Linked DNA regions of Homo sapiens: region 2 is linked to region 1. A link is an interaction called in ENCODE POLR2A ChIA-PET data of the cell type or tissue named here. Cell type or tissue: GM12878. All regions are shown on one strand. Links, peaks and the distances in the headings refer to the core of each region. The heading gives the core; the rest is flanking DNA. Region 1 has its middle 14 kb from the start of IFIT1B. Region 2 overlaps PANK1 (pantothenate kinase 1).

Region 1 (5,385 bases), core at 259-5,258:
TGAGCTCATCCTTTTTTATGGCTGCATAGTATTCCATGGTGTATATGTGCCACATTTTCTTAATCCAGTCTATCATTGATGGACATTTGGATTGGTTCCAAGTCTTTGCTATTGTGAATAGTGCTGCAATAAACATACGTGTGCATGTGTCTTTATAGCAGCATGATTTATAATCCTTTGGGTATATACCCAGTAATGGGATGGCTGGGTCAAATGGTATTTCTAGTTCTAGATCCTTGAGGAATGGCCACACTGACTTCCACAGTGGTTGAACTGGTTTACAGTCCCACCAACAGTGTAAAAGTGTTCCTATTTCTCTACATCCTCTCCAGCACCTGTTGTTTCCTGACTTTTTAATGATGGCCATTCTAACTGGTGTGAGATAGTATCTCACTGTGGTTTTGATTTGCATTTCTCTGATGGCCAGTGATGATGAGCATTTTTTCATGTGTCTGTTGGCTGCATAAATGTCTTCTTTTGAGAAGTGTCTGTTTTTTTCTTGTAAATTTGTGAAAAAATTTTTTCTTATAAATTTGTAAAAAGTTCTGGCCAGGGCAATCAGGCAGGAGAAAGAAATAAAGGATATTCAATTAGGAAAAGAGGAAGTCAAATTGTCCCTGTTTGCAGATGACATGATTGTATATTTAGAAAACCCCATGGTCTCAGCCCAAAAGCTCCTTAAGCTGATAAGCAACTTCAGCAAAGTCTCAGGATACAAAATCAATGTGCAAAAATCACAAGCATTCCTATACACCAATAACAGACAGAGAGCCAAATCATGAGTGAACTCCCATTCACAACTGCTTCAAAGAGAATAAAATACCCAGGAATCCAACTTACAAGGGATGTGAAGGACCTCTTCAAGCAGAACTACAAACCAATGCTCAACGAAATAAAAGAGGACACAAACAAATGGAAAAACATTCCATGCTCATGGGTAGGAAGAATCAATATCGTGAAAATGACCATACTGCCCAAGGTAATTTATAGATTCAATGCCATCCCCATCAAGCTACCAATGACTTTCTTCACAGAATTGGAAGAAACTACTTTAAAGTTCATATGGAACCAAAAAAGAGCCCGCATTGCCAAGACAATCCTAAGCCAAAAGAACAAAGCTGGAGGCTTCATGCTACCTGACTTCAAACTATACTACAAGGCTACAGTAACCAAAACAGCATGGTACTTTTACCAAAACAGAGATGTACACCAATGGAACAGAACAGAGCCCTCAGAAATAATACCACACATCTACAACCATCTGATCTTTGACAAACCTGACAAAAACAAGCAATGGGGAAAGGATTCCCTATTTAATAAATGGTGCTGGGAAAACTGGCTAGCCATATGTAGAAAGCTGAAACTGGATCCCTTCCTTACACCTTATACAAAAATTAATTCAAGATGGATTAAAGATTTAAATGTTAGACCTAAAACCATAAAAACCCTAGAAGAAAACCTAGGCAATACCATTCAGGACATACGCATGGGCAAGGATTTCATGTCTAAAACTCCAGAAACAATGGCAACAAAAGCCAAAATTGACAAATGGGATCTAATTAAACTAAAGAGCTTCTGCACAGCAAAAGAAACTACCATCAGAGTGAACAGGCAACCTACAGAATGGGAGAAAAGTTTTGCAAGTACTCATCTGACAAAGGGCTAATACCCAGAATCTACAAAGAACTCAAACAAATTTACAAGATCTCTGTCTTTAGATTTTATCTTTAGCTGTGTTCCAGAAGGAAAGTCAAATCTGCCCCTACACAGAGGTCTGTAGTGGTATTAGGTAAGGAATTCAAGGAGAGGCCAGGAGAGCTCCTTGGAAACCCCATGCACTGGTAATGTTCTTTTGAATAAAACTAATAAATCTCCTCACCAAAATTAGAAAGGAATTCTACACCCATGTCAGCTACATGAAGGGCTCCATATCCTTTCCCAGCCCTTAAATATCTGTGAAATTTGTCAACACTCTCCAATTCTGTGCAATTCATGGAAGGCTAAATGCTTCCTTGATGTGTGTCTTTTATTTGTAGGTAGATGTTATGGCTTCTTCTGCCTCTTATTTCTGCACAGACAGTTTTAGTTTTCTTGCTTCCCACACAGACATGTAAATTCACAGCTTCTTAGAGGTTGCAACAATTTAAAACTCTACTCACAAATTTGTTATCTTGGTTAATTTTACTATAGATTTTTGGATACAGAGAAAGAGCAAAGAGTATATTACACACTACCTAGCACTACTTGTGCATCTCAAATAGGGGGACTTTTTTCACTTTCTCTTTTTGTGATGCAACTTAACTTCCCTTAGGTCAGAATGACTAATTATATATATACTATATATATACATATATATTATATGTATACATATATATGAATACTTTAGAACTATTTCGCTTTCAAGGACTGAGAACTTTCTTAAACAAAGGATTGGATTTGTTATAAAGCTATAATAATTTATATTATAAGGTATCTCAATAGTCTGAAAGTATAGGAGAGAGATGGGCCTTAAGAAGTGAAAATGGAGCTGAGATACTGTGGTGCACACAAGAATCTTTTCTCTCTTTCTGCCCATGTGCTTTGTTTGTAGATCTTCTTGTGGGTCAACATCTTTGCCCATATGAAAAAGTTGACTTCCTGTACTCCCTGAATATAAATCTCCTTTGAACAGCTGACCTAGTAGACTGAAAATGGAAGTTGTCAATTCCAATTGCAAATTCTCAGAAGTCTGATTGGTCTGGCAGGTGCCAGGTACCTAACACAAGACATATCAAGAGTGACAAAGGGGTGCAGTGATAAAGGAGAAGTGCTGATATTGCTGCCACAACCACGTGGATAGGTGTTCATTAGCCAAAAAGTGGGAGTTGAGCTGATGATGCGATGTGTGCCACCAAACAGTTTTATGTTGCTTCCTGTCATGCCTTTTTGAAAGCAGCGATCAGGGAAGATTTATCTGATATTTAGATTTAGATATGATAACATTTAACATCTCAAAAGACAGGGTTCAGGCCAGTAGCCCGTCTCAGGCTGTCTCATAGGACAGCACAGCTTCACTTTCTTTTCCCCTTTCAATGTGTGAAGGAGCACAATGAGATTCAAACTCTCCTCATCAGATTTAAGCAAATGAACTTGCCTGTTAGCCAATTCAGTAAAGCACTAAAATTTTTTTCCTCTAGCACTTGACTGAATTTCTATATTTAGCCACACCCGCCCCCCCTCGCTTTTTTTTTTTTTTTTTTGATGGAGTCTGGCTCTGTTGCCCAGGCTGGAGTACAGTGGCATGATCTTAGCTCACTGCAAGCTCCGCCTCTCGGGTTCACGCCATTCTCCTGCCTCAGCCTCCCGAGTAGCTGGGACAACAGGTGCCTGCCACCACACCTGGCTAATTTTTTGTATTTTTAGTAGAGACAGGGTTTCACCGTGTTAGCCAGGATGATCTCCATCTCCTCACCTTGTGATCCTCCCATCTTGGCCTCCCAAAGTGCTGGGATTACAGGCGAGAGCCACCGCGCCCAGCCCAGCTCTTTTTAATATTAGTCAATTGTGTTAGCTTCAGACTTCCCATGACATTCCTGAAAGGGGCCATAACGATAATAAATCTCTTGCAACAGCTTTTATTAATATCATGCAGGCTGAGTGCTTTCTGGTAAATGTCCTCAACTTTTTGGTGTTCACCTCCCTCTGCATACCTGTTGGCTAGGTCCACATAAACCATTGCAAATGTGGGCCTTTGCTCTACAGCAAATTCAACATGAGATATAACTAATCTTATTATTTTGTCTACAGTTTCTCTATCCTGCCTTTAGCTTTTTTTGTCTGTTTCCTGCAGCAAAGCCCTATCTGGTGATGCAGGAAGGCAGAAGTGGGTGTTCCCTGCAAGGCCATTTTTAAGAGCAGAAGAGCTTTATCTATATTGCCTCTTCTTTGATAAAACTGGGCTGCATATAGAAAAACATAGGTCTGTGAAGACATACTGATTAGAGCTTTTTCAGTGTGCTTTTCTCCTTCAGCTTCCTGTCCTTCATCCTGAAGCTTCAGGGCAAGGATAACCTTAATGTGTGCATCTTTTGGATTTAGACTGACAGCCCATTTTAGGGGGTGCAGAGAAAATGTCTCATTACTGTCTGTTGTGTTAAAACCGTCCAGGCAATAGGCAGTGATGACATACCCAGTGCTGAATTCAGGATTTTCAGGGCCCACCTCTAGAGCCTTTTCAAAGCAGGCCTTGGCCTGTTCATAATTCTTTCCTCCACACTTCGCCAAGGCCCATCCTTCCTCACAGTTCATCTCAGGACACTCCATTCTATAGCGGGAAGCATTTGCAAACTTCTTGCAAATGTTCTCTACCTTATCCAGGTAAGTCTGGGCTTCTGCCAGTCTGCCTATGTGGTGATACGCCCAGGCAAATTTGCCCCAGCCCAGGCAAAGTTGCCCCAGGTCACCTGCCCATGTGATGATACTGGTCACTCATGTCTGCTTGGTTGGTGTGTTCTCATTCAACTTCTTTCTCTAGTGCTTTCTCATTCTGGCCCTTCCAGTGTTTCACATAAGCTAGTATGTTGTGCATTCCCACACTGTACTTTGTGTCCACGAACTGGATCTCTTCCAAGACCCTGTTTTCTAAATCAGAAATTTCAAGGGCTTCAATTAGCAACCCCCATGTAAAGTGACATCTCAACTGCTCAAGCCTATCTTTGACTCCATGATAATCAGCATTTTTACTGTGAAAATAAACAGGAAGTATTTGCGTGATTTTCTGATGGAAATGGAATGCTATCTAATGAAAAGATAGGTAGAAACATTGTTAAATAGTTGGGCACAGTGGCTCACACCTGCAATCCTAGTACTTTGGGAGGCCAAGGTGGGCAGATAGCTTAAGCTTAGGAGTTCAAGATCTGCCTGGGCAACATGGCAAAACTCTAGCTCTACAAAAAATGCAAAAAAAATTTATCTGGGCATGGTGGCACACACCTGTAGTCCCAGCTACTCAGGGAGGCTGAGGTAGGAGGATTGCTTGAGCCCAGGAGGTTGAGGCTGCAGTGAGCTGTGATCATACCACTGCCCTCCAGCCAGGGTGACACACACAATGAGATCCTGTCTCAAAAAAAAAAAAAAAAAAAAAAAAAAAAAAAAAAAAAGGCAGGTGGAGGGTGGGGGGTGGATTTTTTTTTCCCCATAGCTGTTTTCCAGGAGCATAAGGCTTAGGTAAAGCTTAACATTGTCAACGTCATTCCATATTGCCAAGTGTTTGGTGCTGTCCCTGCAATATCCTAAGGAGGAACCATACTAGGCTGTGAAGCCTTAGTTAAAAATTATCAACATCATGATATCAGCAAATGCATTTTGTCTGCTTGAATACTGGCTGAAAGGGATTAAATCTGCCAG
Region 2 (5,385 bases), core at 93-5,092, 240 kb before region 1:
AATTAGAAACCTCTGGAAAAGATTCACTATTCTAGATGCCATTAAGAACATTTCAGATTCAAGTTGGGGGAATAAAATAGCTTTAGGAGGAGTTTGGAAGAAGTGAATTTCAGCCTCATGGACAGAGTTCAAGATGTCAGTGAAGAAAGTAACCGCAGATATGGTAGAACTAGCCAGAGAACTAGAATCAGAAGTAGATCCTGAAGATATGAGTGAATTGCTACAATCTCATGATAAAACTTGAAAGAATGAAGAGTTACCTCTTATGGATGGGCAAAGAAAATGGTTTCTTGAGATGGAATCTCCTTCTGGTGAAGATGCTGTGAACGTTGTTGAAATGACAACAAAGGATTTAGAATATTACATAAACTTAGTTGATAAAGCAGTGGCAGAGTTTGAGAGGATGGACTCCAATTTTGAAAGAAGTTCTATGGTGGGTAAAATGCTATGAAACAGCATTCCATGCTGTGGAGAAATCTTTTGTGAAAAGAAGAGTCAACCAATGCGGCAAACTTCATTTTTGTTTATTTTAAGAACTTTTCCACAGCCACCCCAACCCTCAGCAAACCCTGCTTTGATTAGTCAGCAGCTCTCAACATTGAGGGGAGACCCTCCACCAGCAAAAAGATTACTAATCTGAAGGCTCAGATGATTCGCATTTTTTAGCAATAAATATATTTTAAAATTCAGGTATGTCCTTTTTTTTTTTTTTTAGACATAATGCTAGGCTGGGCTTGGTGGCTCACACCTGTAATCCCAGCACTTTGGGAGGCCGAGGTGGGCAAATCACAAGGTCAGGAGATCGAGACCATCCTGGCTAACATGGTGAAACCCCGTCTCTACTAAAAAATACAAAAAAATAGCCAGGTGTGGTGGCAGGCACCTGTAGTCCCAGCTACTCGGGAGGCTGAAGCAGGAGAATGGCATGAACCTGGGAGACGGAGCTTGCAGCGAGCCGAGATACTGCCACTGCACTCCAGTCTGGGAGACAGAGAAAGACTCTGTCTCAAAAAAGACATAATGCTATTGCACACTTGATAGACTACAGTATAGTGTAAACAACTTTTTTTTTTTTTTTTTTTTTGAGACGGAGTTTCAGTCTGTGCCCAGGCTGGAGTGCAGTGATGCGATCTCGGCTCACTGCAACACCTGCCTCCTGGGTTCAGGCGATTCTCCTACCCCAGCCTCCCAAGTAGCTGGAATTACAGACACATCGTGACCATGCCTGGCTAATTTTTGTATTTTTAGTAGAAACGAGGGTCTTACCATGTTGGCCAGGCTGGTCTCAAGCTCCTGACCTCAAGTGATCCGCCTGCCTAGGCCTCCCAAAGTGCTGGGATTACAGGCATAAGCCACCGCCCCGTCAGTGTAAACAACTTTTATATGCACTAAGAAACCAAAATACTCATGTGACTTGCTTTATTGCAATATTCACTTTACTGAGGTGGTCTGGAAATCAACCTGCAACATCTTGGAAGTATGCATGTAGACACTTGTGAGTTTTGTCCAGTCCAAAGCTAACATTGATTAGAAGTCAGAAGTAACTCTTTTAGTTACTTTAAAAGTAAAAAAATTACCTACCCTTTGAACAAATAGGATATAACAACAGTCTTATTCGGTTGACATTAAATTTAGGGCAACAGAAAGAGGTTTCTGATTGCTTTCATCACTTTTTTTCAATGTGTGAGGACTTAAGAATTGGCTTTTCTTATGCCAGAAATCTCCAAGGGACCAGTCTTAAAAAGCATATAATGATGGAAAAGCATCAGGAGCGGGTAGGACACCTATGAATCTGTGGAATGTCTAAACCTAAGAGCATCATTTAGGAACACCTGTTACCTTGGTCCCTATTATTAATCTGAGGACTGATTTGTGATATTGCAGGAGCATAAGATTTGGTAGACACTATCATTCTCAATTTCATTCTTGCTTGAGACTTTGACCACTCATAGATGGCCCCTTTCGTCATTTGATGGAGGGTGGAAAAAGCTATCTGGGGTTGGGGCCCAGCAGCCTGCATTTTAACCAACCCTCCAGGTGATTCTGATGCACTTAAAGTTTGAGAACCCCACTGTACCCCTACTTACTTAAGTAACTTTGGTATTAGAAATAACATTGCTAGTTTTTCAGAGTTGTAGTTGGAAAATTTTCTCTACTTTACCTCTTCCCCTACTTGTTAGTCTTAGGAACAGGAGTAGGTAACTTAACCCACTGACCCACAGTGATGCATTTTATCTGCAAAATAGGTAATAGTGATAGCTTCCTTGCTTAAAGTCCCACAGCCAGGATCTATACAGTCTTTGATTAGCTTCCATTATTTACAGAGTTTGAGTCTTAGGACAAGCTTTGTTTTGTTGTTTTTAAGTTTGAGGAGTGGCTTAAATTTAACCTAATAATTTAGGAATTGGCAGAACTGATACTCTCCAAAAGTGCTAAGGAGAGTTACAAGCAGAGGGATGCTACAGCCAGCACCTACTGGGTTAAAAGAGTCCATGTATGCATCTCTTCCCAATTATGTGTTTATTGACATCACATTGGTAGCTTGAAATTGGTCATGGTCGGGGGTGATTATACGATGGAAATTAGTAAATGCTATAAACTAGGGCTTTTAGTTTCAGAGAGCTGGTTGTTAAACATTTACCAGCATATCTTAGTTACAAAGTATGTTCAAATGACCTGAAGCTTCATTTGCATATTTGCTGGATCTAGCAGTTCAGATTTCTGATCATTTAAGGCTCATTATAGGATCAGCATTAGGATATATATAGATAAAATTGGTAATATGGGAATCAGATTCAGCCCACAGACATGTTTTGTTGGTCTGCAATGTATTTTTTTAATGTTAAATTACCTGTCAGCCCTTAAAAATTGGAAGATTTAACATAAAAATTTGGATTTCTGGCTCTTGAAAAATAGGGTCATCTGGTAACACTGGGCCCTCAACATCACATGGCAACAGTGGACAGCAGGTGAATTTTAAATATATGCAGGTTGACTTGTTTGCTACAGTCCTTATCATTCTGTGACTCTACATCTAGTCAAGGCCTTTGCTCCTTTGTTTTCTTACAGTCTCCTTTAAGCATTTGAGTCTGTGGCCCTTGATGTAAAGGAAACTAAGCCCCGAGAAAGAGTGTTTCTCACTAGCTGAAATCTCAACATGCTGTTTTAAGCTTTCCACAAAGTTCATTCAGTTGTACTAATGGACTGCAAAGTCTGATAATTAATTCCCAACTTGTCCTGAATTTCAGATGTCCTGTTTGAAAAATCCAAGTAGCAGTATGACTCACTGCCTGCATTTGGGACCCTGTCATTTTTCCCAGATGGTGAAGACTTTTGAGGGAGGTCTCTGTAGGGCTCAGTGAAAGTGACACATATTTTTGTTTCCCTGTCTGGGGATGCATGACCTCAAGCTTCAGAGATATCCACCCCTCAGTGAAATGTGTAGAAGAGATGTTTGCTGCTAGCACTTTGTTAGAAAATAATTTTTAGGGAAAAGGTGAAATAATGATGTTTCTTTTCTAGTACGTACGTAGATTATTTGCCTTGGCAGGTTTTTCTTTTTTCCTAGTATAGTTTCAGGAGGTCCAGCAGGACAGACTTTGTGTTTGTTATGTTGGCTCTGGAATTGGCTGTCAATATTGTTGATGAACCTCTGATTAATTTTTAAGCAGTTAACCTATACTTCCAAGACTGGCTGATGAAATTGCTACTTTTCAGTTTGGGGTGATCCAAGAGATAATAACTCCCTGTTCCACATAATAAATGTTTATTAAGCAATTATTATGTGCAGGCCTTTGAGCATAGTGCTAAGGGGCAGCAAGAGACCTAGAAAACAAGCCAGAATGTGACCTGTGCTGTAAGTGCAATGGAAGGCTGTGGAATCAGGGAGAACAGAGGAAATAGTGTTTACACTGCTATGCCCTGCTATAGTCTTTCAGGTCTCCAGATAGTTTTATACCTGTAATTTTGCTTCTTAAAACATGTATAATTACATACATCTCATACAGAAGTTTCACTTGGTAAAAAAAGAAATGTTTAGAACCATTTATGAGGTAGATTTACTTAGCACCATGGGTCATTTAGAATGTTTATTTCAAGAATAATCAAGAATACATCCACTATCTGGTTGGTAACCTATTCTAACTAATTCCGTTCTGCAGGTATACAATCAGAGGATTTTGTTAAATAAGAAATTCAAATGAGTAATGTGAAGTCAAAAATGTTGTCAAATAGGAAATTCAAATGAGTAACATGAAGTCAAAAATTTTGTTTTAGCTCTTTTTTTGTTTGTTTGTTTAGACAGAATCTCAATCTGTTGTCCAGGCTGGAGTGCAGTGACACGACCATGGCTCGCTGCAGCCTTGACTTCCCAAGCCTGAGTGATCCTCCCACCTCAGCCTCCCAAGCAGCTAGGACCAGCAGCATGTACCCCACACCAGGCTTTTTTTTTTTTTTTTTTTTTTTTTTAAGAGATGGGTCTCCGTATATTGCCCAGGTTGGTCTCAAAATCCGTGGCTCAAGTGATCCTCTCACCTCGGCGCCCCAAAATGCTGGAATTACAGGTGTGAACTACCACACCCCAGCCCGTTTTACCTCTTAACTTTTATAATGAAGATAATATCTTTTTGACAAAATATCTGAGTCTAGTACTTGTGTAGGCTGTTTCCAGACTCCAGAAGCAGTACCCATTATGACAATGAAGACACGAGAAGTACAGCAAGTCATTGGGAGATATTTGCTAGTTGTGTCACTTAGGGAAAGTTATTTAAGTTCTGTGAATCTTAACCATAGAATAAGGTTGATAGTACCAACTTTTAGGGTTTTAGGGAGAATTAAATAATCTGGTACAAGGGTTTAGCATGTAGTAAACAGTAAATACTTGCTATTATATTTTTAAAGAGATTTTTTAAAAATTTATATTGGGTCTCTTAAATTATCTTCATTTGTTCAGTTTCATGTTGGTGATTGTTAGATTTTTTTCTTTCTTTGGTCCATGGAAAATGATGTTTCCAGATCTCTGGGCCAGTAGTAATATATTTGAGGATCATAAATTAAACTTTTGAGAAGGCAAAATGGCTACCAGACCCTAAGCCTAGCCCTCAGCCAGGTCATTCCCCTTTACCTTTTTGCCCCTGTACATTTTTGTCTCACAGGAACATAATAGGGCACTTGGGGACCACCCCAGACATTAATAAAAGAGCCAACATTTTTTGAATGCTTTGTATTTGCCAAGGCTTATGTAAGCACTTTACCTATATTTTTAGGTAATCTTCACAGCAACAGTGTGCAATGAATGTTATTATTATCTTCCCCATTTTACACATGAGGGCACTGAGGTTTGAGAAATCATTCAGTTAAGTAAATTTTAGAGCTAGAATTCAAAGC

The links. Peaks named below come from ENCODE experiments on the same cell type or tissue, not always from the same donor. Only the 100,000 strongest peaks of a DNase experiment are listed, where the experiment ranks them.
Region 2: POLR2A ChIA-PET joins it to region 1 with 6 read pairs; 2 of 35 experiments call an interaction of 5 or more read pairs at or near these places.

Annotation. Positions count from the first base shown.
Region 1 is chr10:89,361,629-89,367,013 of GRCh38, reverse strand. It overlaps a transcript of LIPA not described here and the pseudogene IFIT6P. Among named protein-coding and RNA genes, the nearest start is that of IFIT1B, 14 kb to the left of the region's middle. In GM12878, for the core only: no CTCF peak of the experiment used is centred there; a DNase peak (open chromatin) is centred at 2,737; H3K27ac peaks cover 600 bases.
Region 2 is chr10:89,600,392-89,605,776 of GRCh38, reverse strand. All of the region lies in intron 2 of PANK1 (pantothenate kinase 1), which reads left to right. Among named protein-coding and RNA genes, the nearest start is that of MIR107, 10 kb to the right of the region's middle. In GM12878, for the core only: no CTCF peak of the experiment used is centred there; no DNase peak of the experiment used is centred there.